2 separate regions of the Mus musculus genome follow, and region 1 is linked to region 2. The links are chromatin loops, found by intact Hi-C in ENCODE. Cell type or tissue: gastrocnemius. All regions are shown on one strand. Each heading gives the region's core, and the rest is flanking DNA. Links, peaks and the distances in the headings are about the cores only.

What was found. A loop is a pair of places that touch in the nucleus more often than their neighbours do. Peaks named below come from ENCODE experiments on the same cell type or tissue, not always from the same donor. Only the 100,000 strongest peaks of a DNase experiment are listed, where the experiment ranks them.
Region 1: it touches region 2 in a loop (2.4-fold over the local background); 4 of 42 quality-filtered maps call a loop at or near these places.

The regions. Positions count from the first base shown.
Region 1 is chr14:25,642,743-25,651,136 of GRCm38, reverse strand. Zmiz1 (zinc finger, MIZ-type containing 1) reads right to left here. Exons shown (of 24, transcript NM_001310666.1): 8 at 7,465-7,579; 9 at 6,264-6,481; 10 at 5,280-5,478; 11 at 4,130-4,402; 12 at 1,287-1,469; 13 at 532-612. Among named protein-coding and RNA genes, the nearest start is that of Gm52102, 14 kb to the left of the region's middle. In gastrocnemius, for the core only: a CTCF peak has its summit at 4,583 (motif pointing left); DNase peaks (open chromatin) are centred at 4,312 and 4,596; H3K27ac peaks cover 1,357 bases.
Region 2 is chr14:25,698,572-25,706,965 of GRCm38, reverse strand. It overlaps Ppif (peptidylprolyl isomerase F (cyclophilin F)), which reads right to left. Exons shown (of 6, transcript NM_134084.1): 6 at 6,498-7,499. The coding sequence ends at 7,364. Ppifos (peptidylprolyl isomerase F, opposite strand) reads left to right here and starts at 5,684. Exons shown (of 3, transcript NR_028021.1): 1 at 5,684-5,921. It also overlaps 1700054O19Rik. In gastrocnemius, for the core only: a CTCF peak has its summit at 4,747; a DNase peak (open chromatin) is centred at 4,776.

The DNA.
Region 1 (8,394 bases), core at 331-8,330, 56 kb after region 2:
AGTTCTACCCAAGGGCTACTCCTCCCAGCACGGGAGGGGAGTCACCAGAGGACTCACGCTCTCCTGCAGGATCCGGCTTCTTCTGGAGGACAGGGGGGACTGGGAAGAACCTTGCCCCTTATTAAAGCCCACACTGCTGAATCCCCCTCAGGGTTAGGTACATTTGTGGCTTCCTATAGCCAGGGGTCAAAGTGGACACAGAGGCCCAGTGTGCTAGGGACTTGTCTAACCTACACCAGGAGGAAAGAGCAGCTGGCCTCCCTGAATTGTGATTCTAGTCCATATTCCTTGACCCTGTTTGGGGCCCCTTTTCTCCTCACTGTCTTTGGTTTTCTGTAGTGCCCATGCTTGTCCTTGGTCACACATTGAAGCAGTGGACTCTAGGTCCCGAGCGTATCTACGCCTCAGCAGATGGCCACTCCCCCACCCGTGGACCCCTAAAACCTTGCAGAGGTGCTGGGGTGGGAAGGTAAGGGATGTGTAAGCCTGCTGATGCCTGCTGAGGGTCAGCTGGACTTTCTAAGCCCTCACCCTGTTGACGCTCCCTTGGCTGTAGCTGCTGTAGCTGCTTCCGGAGGAGAAGGTGTTGTTCTGTCCATTAAACTGTTCTGGCTGTTGAAATGAAATGAGACAGAGGAGTAAGCAGAGCAGCCCCGCGGCCTGACTCCGCTGGAGACACGAGGGTTCTGGGGAAGAAGGCACCAAGACGGGGGTCTCTAGGACTAGTGTGGAAAGTGGAGGGGCCCGAGCTTTGCTCCTGTTAACAATTTAGTAGACATTTTCCACAGCAGTGATGGGGATTGCTGAAATGAACACCCTTGAGCAAAGATGGCAAACACGCTGAAGGGTAAACTCAAGAGGGGTTTTCCCTTCTGAGAATGCATTTTGCAGCAATGGAAAAGGTTAAAGGCTCAGAGATCTTCATCAAAGCAGTATTGTAAAATCAAAAAATGAGGAGTGAATATGGGAAGGATGAGCTAGGGTGAGATCATCACCTCCATGGGCTGCTGGGCAGCCATTGAGACAGGGACAGAGACATTCTATAAGCAACAAGCATACAACATGTGCAGGGGGAACAGGCTCAAGATTACAGTGGTGGTCAGCTTTGTCTTTCAGAATTGTGCCTCCTCTGCCATCATTGTCTCATGTACTGTGAATGAAGGAGAGGAAGGCTATTCTGAGCCCAGACACAGTTGAGCACTGACAGAAAGTCAGGACTGCACCCCCCACTCCTAAAGCTGTTGCAGGTGTGTTAGTTATGTGGGTGCCCTGAAGATGGAACTCACCTTGTAATACTGCCCCATGTTGACTGTGGGGGGTGGGTACTGTCCGGTGCTGGGTTGGCTCGGCATCCTTTGTCCAGGGTAGTTGGGAGATGTGAGTGGCCTTGGGGGGTTAGGGGTAGGGTACTGGCCTGGCTGGGTGGGGAACTGGCTGTTTGGTCCATATTGCTGGTTTCCATAGTTGGGCTGTAGGAATGGAGAAAGGGCAGGGGTTGTCATGGTGATGTGATGTACTCAGATACCAGGTCTGGGGCCCAGCTTTTTTTTTTTTTTTTTTTTAAAAGATTGATTTTATGGCCCATATATATTATCTGTATGTGCACTGTGTGCATGCCTAGTGCCTGTGAAGGTCAGAAGAATGTATCAGAATCCTGGAATCAAGAGTTATGGATGATTATGAGCCATCATATGGATCCTGGGAACTGATCCTGGCTCCTCTGCAAGAGCAATAACCACCGAGCCACCTCTCCAGCTCCCCAACTTCTCTTCTTAGCTCTATGGTCTCCTGCACACAAGACGCCCTCTCTACCTGTCATAGGGAGAGAATGAGCCAGAGAATATTAAAAGCCTCCACTTGCTTTGACATCCAGGGACACTACATGCTGCAGGTCCAGGCCATATGCCACCACTCCATAAAACTGTTTTTTTGGAACCCAACGGATGCTCAGAGCTTCTCAGCTGTGTCTTTGAGGGGTTCAATCTTAAAGTACTCCTTTGTTTCTCCCAGTGTTTGTGTGTGCACCCCGATATGTCAGGGAGATGCAGGTCACAGAATTTGTTACCAAGAGCTGACAAGCCATGCAGTGAGGCTGATCTGGATAGCACTGTCCCTACATCCTATACAGAGCAAACATCTATCTAGTGCTCCATTCTTAGCAGCGTCAACTATACAGCTGTGGGAGAACTAGCCAATGAGGAGTGGGGAGCACGAGAGCCCCTCCTAGAGAAGTCACTGAGGAAGGAGACAGTGCCACCTCCTTCCATCTTCCCTAGCTGGAACAGTGGATGATCTAGGGCTTCCTGTCACCTAGGTACCCAGAACATGGTGTCCCAGAGTCAATGGTTCTTTGATGTCTATTCAAGAATATTCCCTGTCAGAGAGTCTCATCCTCTAGGCTTAAATCTAGTTGGTGAGAGTGCGCCAAGTGCCTGAGAGTGCTCATCAGAGTGGACTGTGCTCAGGAACTTTCAATGACTGTACGGTGGGGGGACATCTGCTACTCTGGGCCACAGCGAGTTCTCACGGTGGTGTGAAGTGGCTGGTACCTGCATGTTCACCAGGCTACAGGAGTGTGGTAGGGGACCAGACAACATGATTGAAGCCTGAATTAAGGATGTACCTTTTTTGTTGTTTTGTTTTGTTGACACAAGATTTCTCTGTGTAGCTCTGGTTATCTCAGAACTTGCTCGGTAGACCAGGCTAGCCTAGAACTCATAGATCTGTTTGCCTCTGCCTCCCAAGTACTGAGATTAAAGGCATATACCACCAATGCCTGGCTAGGTTGTACCACTTCTAACATAGGATGAACATACTGCCATGAGGTAGAAGCCAGAGCTCCCAGCATCTTATAACCTGGACCAGCTGGGAAGCAGCAATGCTCTGGGGAGAACTCCTTTAGTAAAAGCAGAGGGCTTGGCTTCAATGTAGGGCTTTCAATATGCAATTCTTCTGCGGCCTCATCTCAGGTGAGCAGCCTGAAGCTCAGACATGCATGCCCAGTGCAGCCAACTATCTCTCAGGAGGTTGAGGGTAGAGGGTGTTTAGTGACTGTGTTCTGGGAGTGAAGCCATCAGCTTAAGGCCCCAAACCAAGGACAGGCAGGGCTGGGAGGAGCCTAAAGGCCTTTGAGTTTCTCTCCCTAGTGCCCACTAGGTCGAGGCTCAGGTCTTGAGTTGGCCTCCTGGGTGTACAGGAAGCCTAATCACTATAGCCTATTCCTGAGTCTCAGGCTTAGGGCACCTATACCAATTATGACATCATCCAACCTCTGTGAGAGTGGCGGCTGAAGGGACCTGTGGGGACAGAGAGCTTATGCTTTCGTGGGATAGAAATCTGCTTCAGCTCAAGTTGAAGGCCACAGTCTTGACCAGCCAGAAGGACATGATCTGAGAAGATGAAGAGCTGAGGTGCCATGCCCAGGAAGGGGCATCATGGTGTGCCAAAGACAAACTTCACTGGAGCGAGGGGGGCGCATCAGCTGGGCACGGATCTTGGTCTCAGTTGTATTCTGAGTGTCACTGAGACCTGGTGACTTCCCTTTTCCCCTGACCTTCCACGGTGCTTGGGACCGTCTGCTGGGATGGTTTCCTCTGGCACCTCTGCTAGGAGACCCCAGAGAAGGCACTATCCCCAGGAGAGCAATATGATGGAAGTAAGCCCTAGGGATACTGTGTGCCATCCGATGGCCTCCCTGACACACAGCCTGTACTAGTGTACTAGTGGCAGCCCTCACTCTCTAGGTGGCTCCCTGCACTGAGGTCCTCATCCAGGGTCATCCATTAGTATCTGAGTATGGACAGGGTTAAGTGGTCTCCATGGTTTCTGCTTCTACACTTGCCTGCTCTAGGCAGGGTATTTTACAATGTCACGGCCCCCTGTCCTCTGGGCATTCTAAGGGCCAGTGTGGATTGTGAATACCATTGATTTAAAGTCATACACACTCAGGTGTAGTGACTTGTTTGGTGTTTTCCACAACAGAGATGATATTAGTCAGGGGCTAAGCCTCCAAAGCCCTTTAGTTCAAGTTCTCTAAGTGGCCTAACTGTGCCTTTTCCAAGGTCCCTGGGTCCATGGTCCCTCTGTCAATGTTCCTTCTCCTCCCATCCCCCATCATAGTCACACTTACCTCTCCCGGGTATGGCCTCTTTATGCTCTGAATAGGAAGGGACTGGGGCCGGGGGCCTGGGTAGGTCTGCTGGGGCATCCTTTGCCCGTGTGTGCCAAAGGGGCTGATGCCGGGTGGTCGGGGCTGGTTCATGCCCATGGGAGGGCCGCTCATGCCCGAGGGTGTCATGCCAGCTGCCATGCCGGCAGGGTTCAGGCTGCCCCCCATGGAGGCAGGCCCCCGAGGCCCGGGTTGGTTCATGAATTGGCTGTTATACGCCTGGGTGGGACCCATCTGGAAAGAGGAACACACCTTCAATGGGAGAAGAAGAAAAAAAAAAGAATAAAATGCCACATGCATTGAAAGTGCAGGGAAGGAAGGTAGGGGGCTAAAGGGGGAGCAGCACTTTCCCACAGGGCTGCAGTTAAGAGCCAGGAGCTCTTAAAGGACCCAGTCCTCCAGGGCTCACTACTGCCCTCTGCAGGTCTCATGGGAAAATGCAGCTGGTGGGTTTGGGTAGGGCAGGGAGCAGTCACTCCAAGGCACAGGCAGCATTCCCAGGGAGGCAGGCAGGGGACATGGAAGTGGGTAGGGATGGGAGGGACACAGGGAGGACACAGGAAGAGGAGGCGGATGAGGATGGAGGCTGAAGCCCTTTCCTGAAAGCCCTGGCCTTGCCCTTGGTCAGTAGCCAATGGAGACACACCCTCCATACACTAAGTGTGATTTACCCAGCCCACTTCCTCCTGCTCACCCTGCACCCTTCCTTCATGTTTCTGCCTTGCAGGGTTATGGGGTTCCCCTTTTCACACCCCACCCCATCCTTTTGAAGGTCAGAGGATCTACGATGAGGCCTGGGTAAAATCCACAGATGGGACAATAGTGGCCTCAGAGGTGATTAGGGACAAGCTAGTCACAAAGCCATTTTAGGCACACAACCTACTGTCTGATAAGCAGGAACTCCGAAACCAATAGGGTACCTCTTCCCCCATATGCACTGGGAGCTACCAGCCCAGAGAGCATAGCATACCCCCAAACCCCACCACACCCAACCATTTTACCATACCCACACACAACACTCTTTTAAGGGGCTTCCAAGGATACCCGTGGCATTAACGCTCAAGATTTCCCCAGCCTGGGTGAGGCCAGGCCAGCGGGCAGGAACCCTTACCGGTCCATACTGGTTTATATCCTTGTTCTGTGTCTCTTGCAAGGCTGCCACTGTAGCTGTGGCTGTGGCTGTGGCTGTGGCAGCGGCGGCTGCTACTGCAGCTGCTGCAGCAGCGGCCGCTGGCTGGGTGAAGTCAGCAGGAGGCCGAGTATGTGGAGGGATGCCCATGCCTGCTGGGGCACTAGGACCCCCAGGGTAACTGTGGAGGAGAAGCAGGGAGCAGTCAGAGAGAACTCATTAGCTGACTCTGGGATGTACCCAGTACCAGGAGGAAGGCTACAGGATTATACGCATGAATTCCAGACACCTAGCTTGTGGGTGTGAGGCCCAGCAGCGGACCTGGGACTTCTGAGATTGGTGGCTATTCTTGCTACTAGTGATGACAAGGCCACTCCTTTTTGAATCTTTGCTGGGGCTAGGACATTTCCATAGCTTCTCTGCTTTTCCTTGGTCACCACAGACTACCTTCTAAGCAAACATTGACCTGAGAATTGTATGGTGCTGTGTGCTGTAGATGTGGATTGAGGTGTGTGAGACTCCTGTTTTGAACTGCGAGGCTAGAAACCCAGCAACTTTGCCTCGAGAGCTAGGCGGAGTGTGCTCAAGGTGGCTTGGGCTGCTTCTGTCCCTTCTTCACTGTGATCTGAGGTTGGGGACTCTAGCCTCCATTTCTTCTTCATTCAGGTCAGTGAGCTTTCTAAGGAGTTTTGGACAGATGGAGCTCACTGCCACTGCTCTCCAATCCTGCCTGCTCACCCCACTGTCTTAGCATAAAGGTACATGGCTGAGAAGGAACTGAGGAAGTATCCCCTCTACCCCTGGGAGGTTGATGCCAATCTGCTAAGACACATGGCAGAACTGTCCTCATATCCTAGACCAGGCTATGTGGAACTGGCATTCAAATAAGAGTCCTTCCTGGATGTAGGTAGGAAGGCAGGGCTAACACGCTGCCGTAGAAGGGCACCATCCAGGTTGGTCACTCACCTGGCCCCAAAGCCCCCGCTACCAGGGTAGCCAGGTCGGCCGTACATGTTGGGCTGGATATAGGGCTGTGCAGGGCCAGCTTTGGTGGAGAACTGTTGCTGTTGCCCTGCGAACTGTGGGGAGTTGATGCCGGGGTTGCTGGTGCTCATGCCTGATGCCATGGGGTTGCCACCTGGATTCATAGGGTTGTTGGCATTGGCCATAGGGTTCCCGAGGACCTGCAAACAGAGAGAAAGAGAGAGAGAGAGGGGGGGGGGGAGAGAGAGAGAGAGAGACTGTCATTAAGGTCGGTACCTGAGGCAGCGTGGAGAAAGAGAAGACAAAGACTGAAACATGGCAGGGAAGACACAGCAGAGGAGCATGGGAGTGGCTTGAAGAGTCCCCAGAACACGTAAGGGATCAAAGGGAGTGGGCTGAGAATGTCAGCCAGGAAGGAGTGAGGCCAAGGCTCACAAAGCCAGCCCAAGTGGTCCCCATGGCTGCAGAGATAGATCTGAGGCAAGCGAAGTCTTTGGCAAACATTAGCCTACTCGGTCCCAACTCTACAATAGGGCTTGGTGGACGCCCTGGGCTGCTGCTCTAAAAAAGACACCTCTGTGTCTTTGGCCCAGATGTTGTCTGTGGATGAAGACCCAGGGAAGCATGACAGCTCCCCCCCAGGATGGCCTGGCCTAGGTCCGGCAGAGGGGGGCCCTCTGTTAGGAAGGAGGTGAGGAGAGAGAAAAGAAGAGGAAACAAGAATAGCATGTCTGGGAAGACAGCTGGGCTTGTCAGGCTAAGGCACCCTTTACTGAGAGGTGACATCTTAGGAAAACCTAATCCAGACCATTCAGGGCCAAAGGTTTCCAGCTTAGAACCCTGAGGTCAGTAACGCCCAGTAACGCTCTTGTTTGCACAACTGGAGGGAACAAGGTCTCAGAACAGTACTCATGGCCTTGTCACATAAACACCCTTCCTCTTCTATCCCAGAAGGCCCTACAATGGGGGATGATCCTCAGGGACCCAGCTGTGTCCCTACTGAGACAGCTGTGTACCCTTTCCGGAGTGATGCTGTCTGCAGCTGGATATGTCCTGAGACTGTCTTCAGTGAGGAGAGTGTCACGGCACGGTTCTCTGGAGAACCCCCCTCCCCACTCTTGGGAGGAATAAGAGACACTTGTGCCTAGGAGGGACCATGGTAGAGGATGGGACAAGTTCTTACCTGACTCTGGGATGTGTTGGTCACTCCCCACACCGTGGTGACCACGGAGAGGGAGCCGGGAGGCTGATTGGTGTTCTGCTGCCAAGGGACAGAGTCATAAGGAAATGACCCATCACTGCAAAGAGAGAAGAGGTCTTTAGAGCTAGGGCAAGGCAGGTGGCAGTGTCTTCACTTCACTATCCCAGCCGACCTTTGCCCCAGTGAGCTCTGGGGCTCCAGGCTCATGACAGCACTTGTATAATGGAAATGGGCCAGGCAGATGTGACCCTCTCCCAACAATGCAGGGGCTACCCCTGTGTTAGCTGTGTAAGCTGGGTGGGTCTACAGTCCAGCAGCTATGCAGTGAAGAAGCCAGCTAGTGCGATCGAAAGCTCACTCTAAGTCCCTTCTTCAAGTATACCGATTTCCCATGACCCCCTATAGAAACAGTCAGGACCTCGGCATTGTCTTCACTGGGGACAGCCTGGTTCCAACTTTAATGAGGCTGGAAGGGCCTTGGTGGAATCTTGCTTCTGTCCTTGTTCTCAGCACCTCATGACAAACTAGCTGCTGAACTGAGTCCCACTGACCTGGACTTCGGAATTCAGGCTTGGGTCACCCTTCCTCTGGGCCCAGGACCAGGCCTGCCCAGGTGCCCCGCCCCACCTCCCAGTCCTGTGCACATCCCTGCCTGGCTGAAACCTTCCCTTCCCTACAAGTGAGCATCATCAGGCTCCAGGGTTTACTGGGTAAAGTCCAGATGCACTCCAGACAGAACGATCTATCCCACTGGCTCGTCCCTGAGCCTTCACCAAGCCTCCTCACTCCAGCCCTGCAGTGGGTTGCTGATACAGGGAGCTCTTCCCAAGGAGCCCTCAGGGATCTATCTACCTCCTCTACTCAGTAAGTCTCAGGCTTACAGAGAACACTCAGAAAGGCCTTCTAGCCAGC
Region 2 (8,394 bases), core at 101-8,100:
CACCAACTCTTACACGCGTTCTCGCGACCGGCCAGGAAGAACGCAACAAACCGGAATCTTCTGCGGCAAAGCTTTATTGCTTACATTTTCAGGAGCCAGAGAGCCAGAGAGCAAGAGAGAGAAAAGGAACAAGAACAAGAAAGCAAGAGAGAGAAAAAGAACAAGAACAAGAAAGCAAGAGAGAGAAAAAGAACAAGAAAGCAAGAGAGAGAAAAAGCAAGAACAAGAGAGAGAAAAAGAATGGCAAAACCCCGTCCCTTTTAAGGAGAATTATCCTCCGCCTAGGACGTATTACTTCCTGATTGGCTGCAGCCCATTGGCCCAGTTGTCATCACGAGAAAGGCAGAACACATGGCGGGAAAATTGCCCCTGCACGTGTGCAGATTATGTTTACCACTTAGAACACAGCTGTCAGCGCCATCTTGTAATGGCAAATGTGAGGGCGGCTTCCCACACATGAGACAAACCCATAATTGTGGAGGTGGCTGCACCCTTGTTGTTGTTTGAATTTACAGTCTTGTCAAGAATTTCCTGCGAAAGAACATAAAGGATGGGACCCTAAAGTTTGGAATGGGAACATGTGCATGGATCCAACAACCAACCCAACCCTCAAGTTCCGGTCCCTCCCTCACCCACCTGTGCCTGAGGAGAACTGATTGCTTTGTGTAAAAATACCATAACTAGGCTGGAGAGATGGCTCAGCAGTTAGAGGCTCTTGCTGCCCTTACAGAGGGAGGACCCAGGTTCATTTCCCAGCACCCATATCAGGCAACTTACAACTGTTTGGTAACTTTAGTTCCTGGGAATCTCGCATCTGCAGGCACTTTCACACATGTAGTGTCCGCACGTACACGCATCCCCGCCAGCACATAAATCTTTGTTTTTAAATACCATGATAAGCTTATGTGGGTCAGACACTTTGAAAAAGGACACTGACACACACACACACACACACACACACACACACACACAACACACACACAGAGAGAGAGAGAAAGAGAGAGAGAGAGAGAGAGAGAGAGAGAGAGCCCATAAGTAGACCAAATATTCTGTCCAGAAGGACAGAAGAATCCCAGAGGAAGCATCTCCCATACTAAAAGAATTAGAAGACCCTGCTAAGACATATTTCTAGTAGGAAACAGTTCACATTCCATACAATTCACACATCAAATGGTTGTTAATGTGGTCATGGTCATGTGTAATCATGCCCAGAGCCAAGTGTTTTCAACATTGTGTAAGGAACGCTCCTCACAGGGACTGGAGCCATGCCTCAGCAGGTGTTTGTTGCGCTTGCAGAGAACCTGAACTCAGTTCCCAACACCCACATCTGCTGGCTCAAAACTGCCAGCAACTCTGGCTCTTGGGCACCTGACACCCCTCTTTTGGCTTCCAAAGATACTCACACACCCATAGGCTGTTGTAAGAATGTTTACCCAGGGAATAACTAAATAACACCTTCTCTCCTCTCCTCCCCTCTCCTCTCCTCCCCTCCACTCCCCTCCCCTCTCCTCTCCTCCCCTCCACTCCCCTCCCCTCCCCTCCCCCTCCCCTCTCCTCCCCTCTCCTCTCCTCTCCTTCTGTAACCCCCATGACAAACCAGATTTTGATTCCACCAAAGACCTCCTGGTGGAACCAACCCATTTCTACGGCAGAGAAATTATGGACAGGAGCCAGGGTGACCCAAAGCAGCCACACTGAAAGGTCTTTGTCAACACTGATGGTTTTCCTGTGGCTTCAGAGATGGAGGTCCCCTTCTAGTCCTCGACAGCCTATACCCCAGTTCTTTCCTGAGACCCAAAGCCATGTACAATTAGAGTAGAGCTGCACACAACCAGCTGGATAGGGAAAGCAGCTGGATAGTCAGAAAAAGGTCCCATGTCTCCTCTGCCCCCTCCTCCTATAATGGGGTGTCAATAAGCCCAGCTATGACAATCTTTCCTAAGTGGTACAGCTGAACTGTAGGACATTTTTGTCCTGAACTTTTACTCAGAATTAGTAACATGCTTAAACAGCCATACAACTTTTTTTTTTTTTTTTGGTTTTTCGAGACAGGATTTCTCTGTGTAGCCCTGGCTGTCCTGGAACTCACTCTGTAGACCAGGCTGGCCTCGAACTCAGAAATTCGCCTGCCTCTGCCTCCTGAGTGCTGGGATTAAAGGCATGTGCCACCAACGCCCGGCGCCATACAACTTTTTGTATGCATACATGTTTTCATTCCCCTTGGGTAAATGGTGACTCTGTCTAACCATCCGAGGAACTGCGTCCACATCCTTACAAACACTTGGTACTATCTGACTTTTTATATTACACATCCCAGCGGGTGTGAAGTAGCCCGTGGTAGTCTTCATCTGCATTTCTCTGATGACTAATGATTTGCAGTGTCTCCTCAGGTGCTTAATGGCCAGTTATATCTCTTTAAAAACATTTATCTGTTGTGTATGTGTGTTATAAGCACACAGATGTCATACAACACATGCCTGAAGGTCAAAGACGACTGCTGGAGTCAGTTCTTCCATCACATAGGTCTTTTTTTTTTAAAGATTTATTTATTTTTATTATATGTAAGTACACTGTAGTTGTCTTCAGACACTCCAGAAGAGGGAGTCAGATCTCATTACGGATGGTTGTGAGCCACCATGTAGTTGCTGGGATTTGAACTTCGGACCTTCAGAAGAGCAGTTGGGTGCTCTTACCCACTGAGCCATCTCACCAGCCCCCATCACATAGGTCTTATGGACCAGAGTTAAGTCATCAGGCTTGGTGGCAAGGCTTTACCTGTAGAGCCCCCTCGCCAGCCCTCACCTCACCATTTTTATCTCAAAAAGACACCATATTCCAATACACACACCTCTGGCCCCTCTAATCCTTCTGTTTCATCTTCCACATGTTCCTTGAGCCTAGTGGGGAGACAGTGAAATACAGATGCACCATTTAAGGACGCACAGTCCAGCGCCATCTGTTCTCTGTACTCTGGCCAGTTGTGAGTCTCAATTAACTGACATCCTTTATGACTGCGCAAAGAGGCTTCGCTGATGAGGGCTGAGGCTCGCCCTTGCCCATGGGTGTAAGGATAAGTATTTAGAGGGCAACTTGATACTATGCCTCTGTGTTTTGTAAATGTTTCTTCTGTCCCCTTCAAAGCCCTGTAACTTTGGGGTCTTATCCTAATAGTGTGTGTACATGAAGTTACACTGTTATATTCATTGATCTTTCTGATGTTAAACCAGCCTAGCATTCCTGAATTAAAACACAGTTGGTTTTGTACTCAGTAGGCTCCAGCTGGGCTATGTTATAGTTCAGTGATAGAATGCTTATCTAAGGCCTTGAGTTTGGTCCCCAGTACAAGACACACACACACACACACACACACACACACACGCACACGCACACGCACACGCACATGCACATGCACACTAAATAAATGACTCAAGAGCGAAGTGCTTTTTATTGTGTCCTTCAGCATGCACCCAGCAATCCAGCTATTTGAGAAGCTGAAGCTAATCGGTCTCTTCAGTGCAGGAGTTAAAACCAGCTCAGGCAGCAGAGTGAGATCCAGCCTCAAGCAAGCAGCTCAGGCTCTGTATGCGCTCCCGGGATCCTGCGAGTCCCAGGCTTTAGGCTTTAGTGCACCTATGAAACATCTGCAGAATTGCTTTTCGTGAAGCGAAATCTTGCAGAACCCAGATGTGGTTCTCAGCCTTCCTAACGCTGTGACCCTTTAATACAGTTCCTCATACTGTGGTGCCCGCCCCCTCGCCCAACAATAAAGATATTTCTAACTGTAATTTTGCTACTGTAGTGAATCCTGATGGAAATATCTGATATGTGACCTCCATGTGAAAGGGTAGCTGGGCTCCACAGGTTGAGAAATGTTAAGAGTCTCACACACACTATGCTAGAGATGCCAGGGCCAAAAAAAAAAAGTTTCCAATCTCATTTCCACATGAAGTCCTAGGAAAGGCAAAAGTCATCGTGTGGTACTAGAACCTAGTGGCTGCCTAGAAAGACGTGTAGGGAAGGTTCTGAAACACTGGCGAGGTTTTGTGTCTTCACTGATGCTCATTAATCAGTGGATGTGGTTTTCAAAATTTTATTGATGGTGCAATTAAAATGTGTGAATTTTACTATATGTAAATTTTTATCTCAGTGAAATCATTCTGAAAAGCTACCAAGCATCTCAGAAATTTGATGTTTTGGTTTTTGAAAGCATAAGGTATCACATCTTATGCCATCTAGAAAGCATATACAGGTTCAACACTTGGTGCACACGTTAGGTACTGAGGGCTACCGATGTATGTATGCACACATTAGGTACTGAGGGCTACCAATGTATGTATGCACACATTAGGTACTGAGGGCTACCGATGTATGTATGCACACATTAGGTACTGAGGGCTACCGATGTATGTATGCACACATTAGGTACTGAGGGCTACCGATGTATGTATGCACACATTAGGTACTGAGGACTTACTGGCAAGCAACAAGCCAGGATTTCCTGTGTTACTTTAAAAGATGCTTCACATAAAAACCAGCCTGGTCTACAAAGTGAGCTCCAGGACAGCCAGGGCTATACAGAGAAACCCTGTCTGGAAAAAACAAAGCAAACAAACAAACAAACAAACAAACAAAACCCCAAAACCTGGCTTGGGCCTCTGAGAGCTGCAGAGGATGACCTTGCCTCTGCCTTTAGGGAGTGGTTTTCAGAAAAATTCTTACATGCTTGCTGTACCCCTAGATTCCACTGGATGGAGACAGAACACACACATCCTCAGGAAACACAAGCCCTCCCACTTCTAACTCTGGACCCCTCTGAAATTGACAGGAGGCAGGTCACAGCTCAAGGAGGGATGGCTTTCCCTTTGACTTGTCCTGGGTGCCTGGAGTACCCCAGGTCAGCAGGCAACTCCAAAAACAACAACAACACATCTTTGACCTGTACCAGAAATACACAAATTTTAAAGTGAGTAAATAAATAATGTTCCTAAAATACTTTTAAAGTGGCTGGGGATAAGCCTATAATCAAAGCTATTCAAAGGACCAAGGCAAAAAGAGTCACAAGTTTTAAGTTGGCCTGGGCCATAGAGTAACTTCAAGGCCACCGTGGACAATGTAGACCTAGCCTACAACTAAACAAAAAGGGGAGGGTTTGGGGTCACAGGTCAGTGGTAAAGTACCTGTGTGACCTCAAGATTTTAGGTAATGATCCTAAGAAGCCCGTGTGTACTTTCTGTACCACCAAGAGCTCAAGAGGTCTGTCCTTTGCCAACTGCTTGACATATTGTCTAGATTAATCACAAGCCAGCCTGTAGCCTCATCTTCTCACCTGTAAGCTGTTGTGCTGCATGAGACATTATCAGTTATTAGTAGGCGAGATCTGCGTCTCAAATGAAGTCCCTCGGCAGCCCCACTGTATAAAGGACTGCAGAGGCTCGTGGACACAGGCACAGAATGCCTGCTCAGGGTCCACACCATCACAGCCAGCTGTTCTGAGGATGCTGGCTGCTCCCAAAATGGCTTTAACTACTACTCCAACCAAACTCTCAACCCAAGGAGCTGAGCTCTGACTTCATGGAAACTCCAAGACTCTGAAGACTCAGCATAACCTCTATGATGTCAGAATGACCACGCCTACCTCTAACCTGACATCACCTGATTCAGGAATTCTATATGGCATGAATGCAATACTCACCGCAGCCAGAGCCCACATCCCTTCTCCATGAGCTATGCTATGTCCCTACCCACCTAAGGAAACTCTTAGTCATGTGCTTGCCCCAGTCCTGTCTTCCCTGAGAATTCAGCAATGAAGAATTCCACATTTCAGTGACCCAGCATGAGAAAAGGGAAACCCACCTCTAACCTTTGGTGATCTCAGCCCCCTTTCCTAAGGATCTCTGACACACGGGAAATGTCACCCTCTTGTAAGTCACTACCCAGAGATTGCTGTGATGATACATCTGGCCCAAGACCATGCACCTCACATGGGTCACACCCAATTCCAGACCTAGATGTCATGTACACATTATGTAGCTGAGAGAAACTGAAGCTCAATCACTAAGCATAGCTGGGACTTCACCTAGAGGTAGTGCTCACGGTGGGGACTGTCTGGACCATCCTACAGGACAGATGGTAGCAAGGATGTTCTCAGTGGCTTCTGAGCTAGTACTTGGGGTTAGGACACAGAATGTTCTACACGGATTTCCTTACAATAAGGCTGAGGACGTGGCTTGTGTGCACAAAGGCCCTAGCATCATAAAACAACAAAACAAACAAAAAACAGTTCAAAGCATAGAACCTAACACATAGTAACTCCAAGACTGGCCCCAGCTGGAGTCAATGTTCCATGCCTGTAATCCCAACAGCATTGAGGAAGGTCAAGAGTGTTTGAAGCTAGCCAAAGGCTATACAGCAAGACCCTGGACCACACAGCAAGACCCTGTCACAAAAACAAATGAGCCCCAAAGATGTAAATTTCATTCCAAAACCAGAGACAGCCATTTTATAGAAAATAGGATTTATTTATCACATTTGAGATGAACACACAGGACTGTCCCAGAAATCTTTTACATATATATTATTGATAGATTGGATTTATTCAACATACAGAAAAAGCAAAGCCTGCCAGAAGACACTTCCCTCTTGAGAACAGCATGAGGTCAGGCAGTGTCTGTAAGTTTTCACCACGGGAATTCACATTGAGCAGAAAGACCGGGCTCACAGGTCTGTTCCCAGGTCCTGCTGCTTCTATTTCACAGGCTTTCAAAAATCACAGCAGCAGCCAGCAGGATTCACAGTGACCAGGAGGGAAGGCATTGACGCTGGGACTTTCACAAGAGCCCTGAGTGATGTCTCAGAAGCCAGGCTGGGAGGTGGGGGGGTTGGGGGTGTCTGTGGCTTGTGCCAACTCAGGTCACACATGGACAGTGCCGTGAGTGTCACAGCAACACAGGTCACACACGGACAGTGCCATGAGTGTCACAGCTTTGTTTCGATGAGATCTTGAATTCTATGTTAAATTATTGCAAGGAGGAAGACAACATTAAATAGCAACTGCTATCCCCACTGATCAAGGAAAAGAGTCAGGAGCCTTCCCTGACTAACTGGTCAGCATTGCCAATGTCCAAGGCACACGCACATGGCAATCACGGGGACATCGGCTGAGGGTACATGGCCCGATGGCCATACTGATGCCCAGAAACGGGATCTGAGGCAGGATGGACAGTGGAGAGCAGCCTGGTCTGGGAGGACCATGCCTGAGTGGCCTTCCTCAGACTCAATAGAAGTGGGTGCAAACTGTTCTTTGGAGAACCTGGGTGAATCAAGACATGGATGCCTGCTGCTGTCCTAGCACCTTGGCTGTGAGTTAGCTCAACTGGCCACAGTCTGTGATGACAATCTTCTTAGACGTCTTCCCACTTTTTGAGCCGAAAGATTCTATTTTCTTCACAACATCCATGCCCTCTTTGACATGGCCGAACACGACATGCTTGCCATCTAGCCTGTGGGGAGGGTTGAGCCAAGTAAGAAAACACCCAGCATCCTGGCCACTCGGCAGAGTTGTTTGCCAAAGGAACACCACTACCCTGAAAGCCTAGTTACCGCTTGTGAGCTCTTCAGCTGCATTCCACTGGATTCCAGGCTCCCAGTTCTGTCACCCTGGGCTTTGTCCGGCAGCCTGATCTGACTTTTGGTGACCTTACTTATGAGAAGTAGGTTGTTCTCATTCTGCCCAGGAAAATGATGGGCATTGCAGCACTCAAAAAAGCAAGACATCTGCACAACAGACTATGGCAAACTGAGCACCAAATAAGTGTGAGAAGCCTGGAGGTGTTGAGTAGCTCATGATCTGTGAGTTCCAAGAACAGAACAGGGACTTAGCTCAGCTCCAGCACAGCTGAGAATAAGGACAGCCTGGGGCAGAGCTTTAAGGCCCATCAAGGCTTCCATGGAAGGAGCAAAGAAGATGGGGCTGGCACCAACATGCCCGACCCTGACAGCCCTGTGTGGCTGTCATCCCATCGCTTAGATTTCCTTAAAGTTGTGAACACAGGTTTTCTAAACTTCTCAGTCAGCTGTTGCCTCTGACCTCCTGGGACCTGAGGCCTGGGATACTCAGAACTCTATGCAGAGAAAGGTGTTGCTTGGTGGAAGTTTTACCAGGGAAAAGGCATTCTTAGACAGCATAGGACTGTGGGAAAGGAAGCTGGGAGGTCTGGGAGCCATGTGCGGCCATGCTAACAGTGTGTGAGGAAACTATTCCTCACAACCCATGATTCCATAAGCACATTCTATAGCAGAGGCAAGCCAAGGAAACATCAGGGTAAGCCAGGCAAAGTGGCTTCCACTCAGACCACCATGAGGCCACTTACTGAAGCATTTCCCAAATTCAGTGTG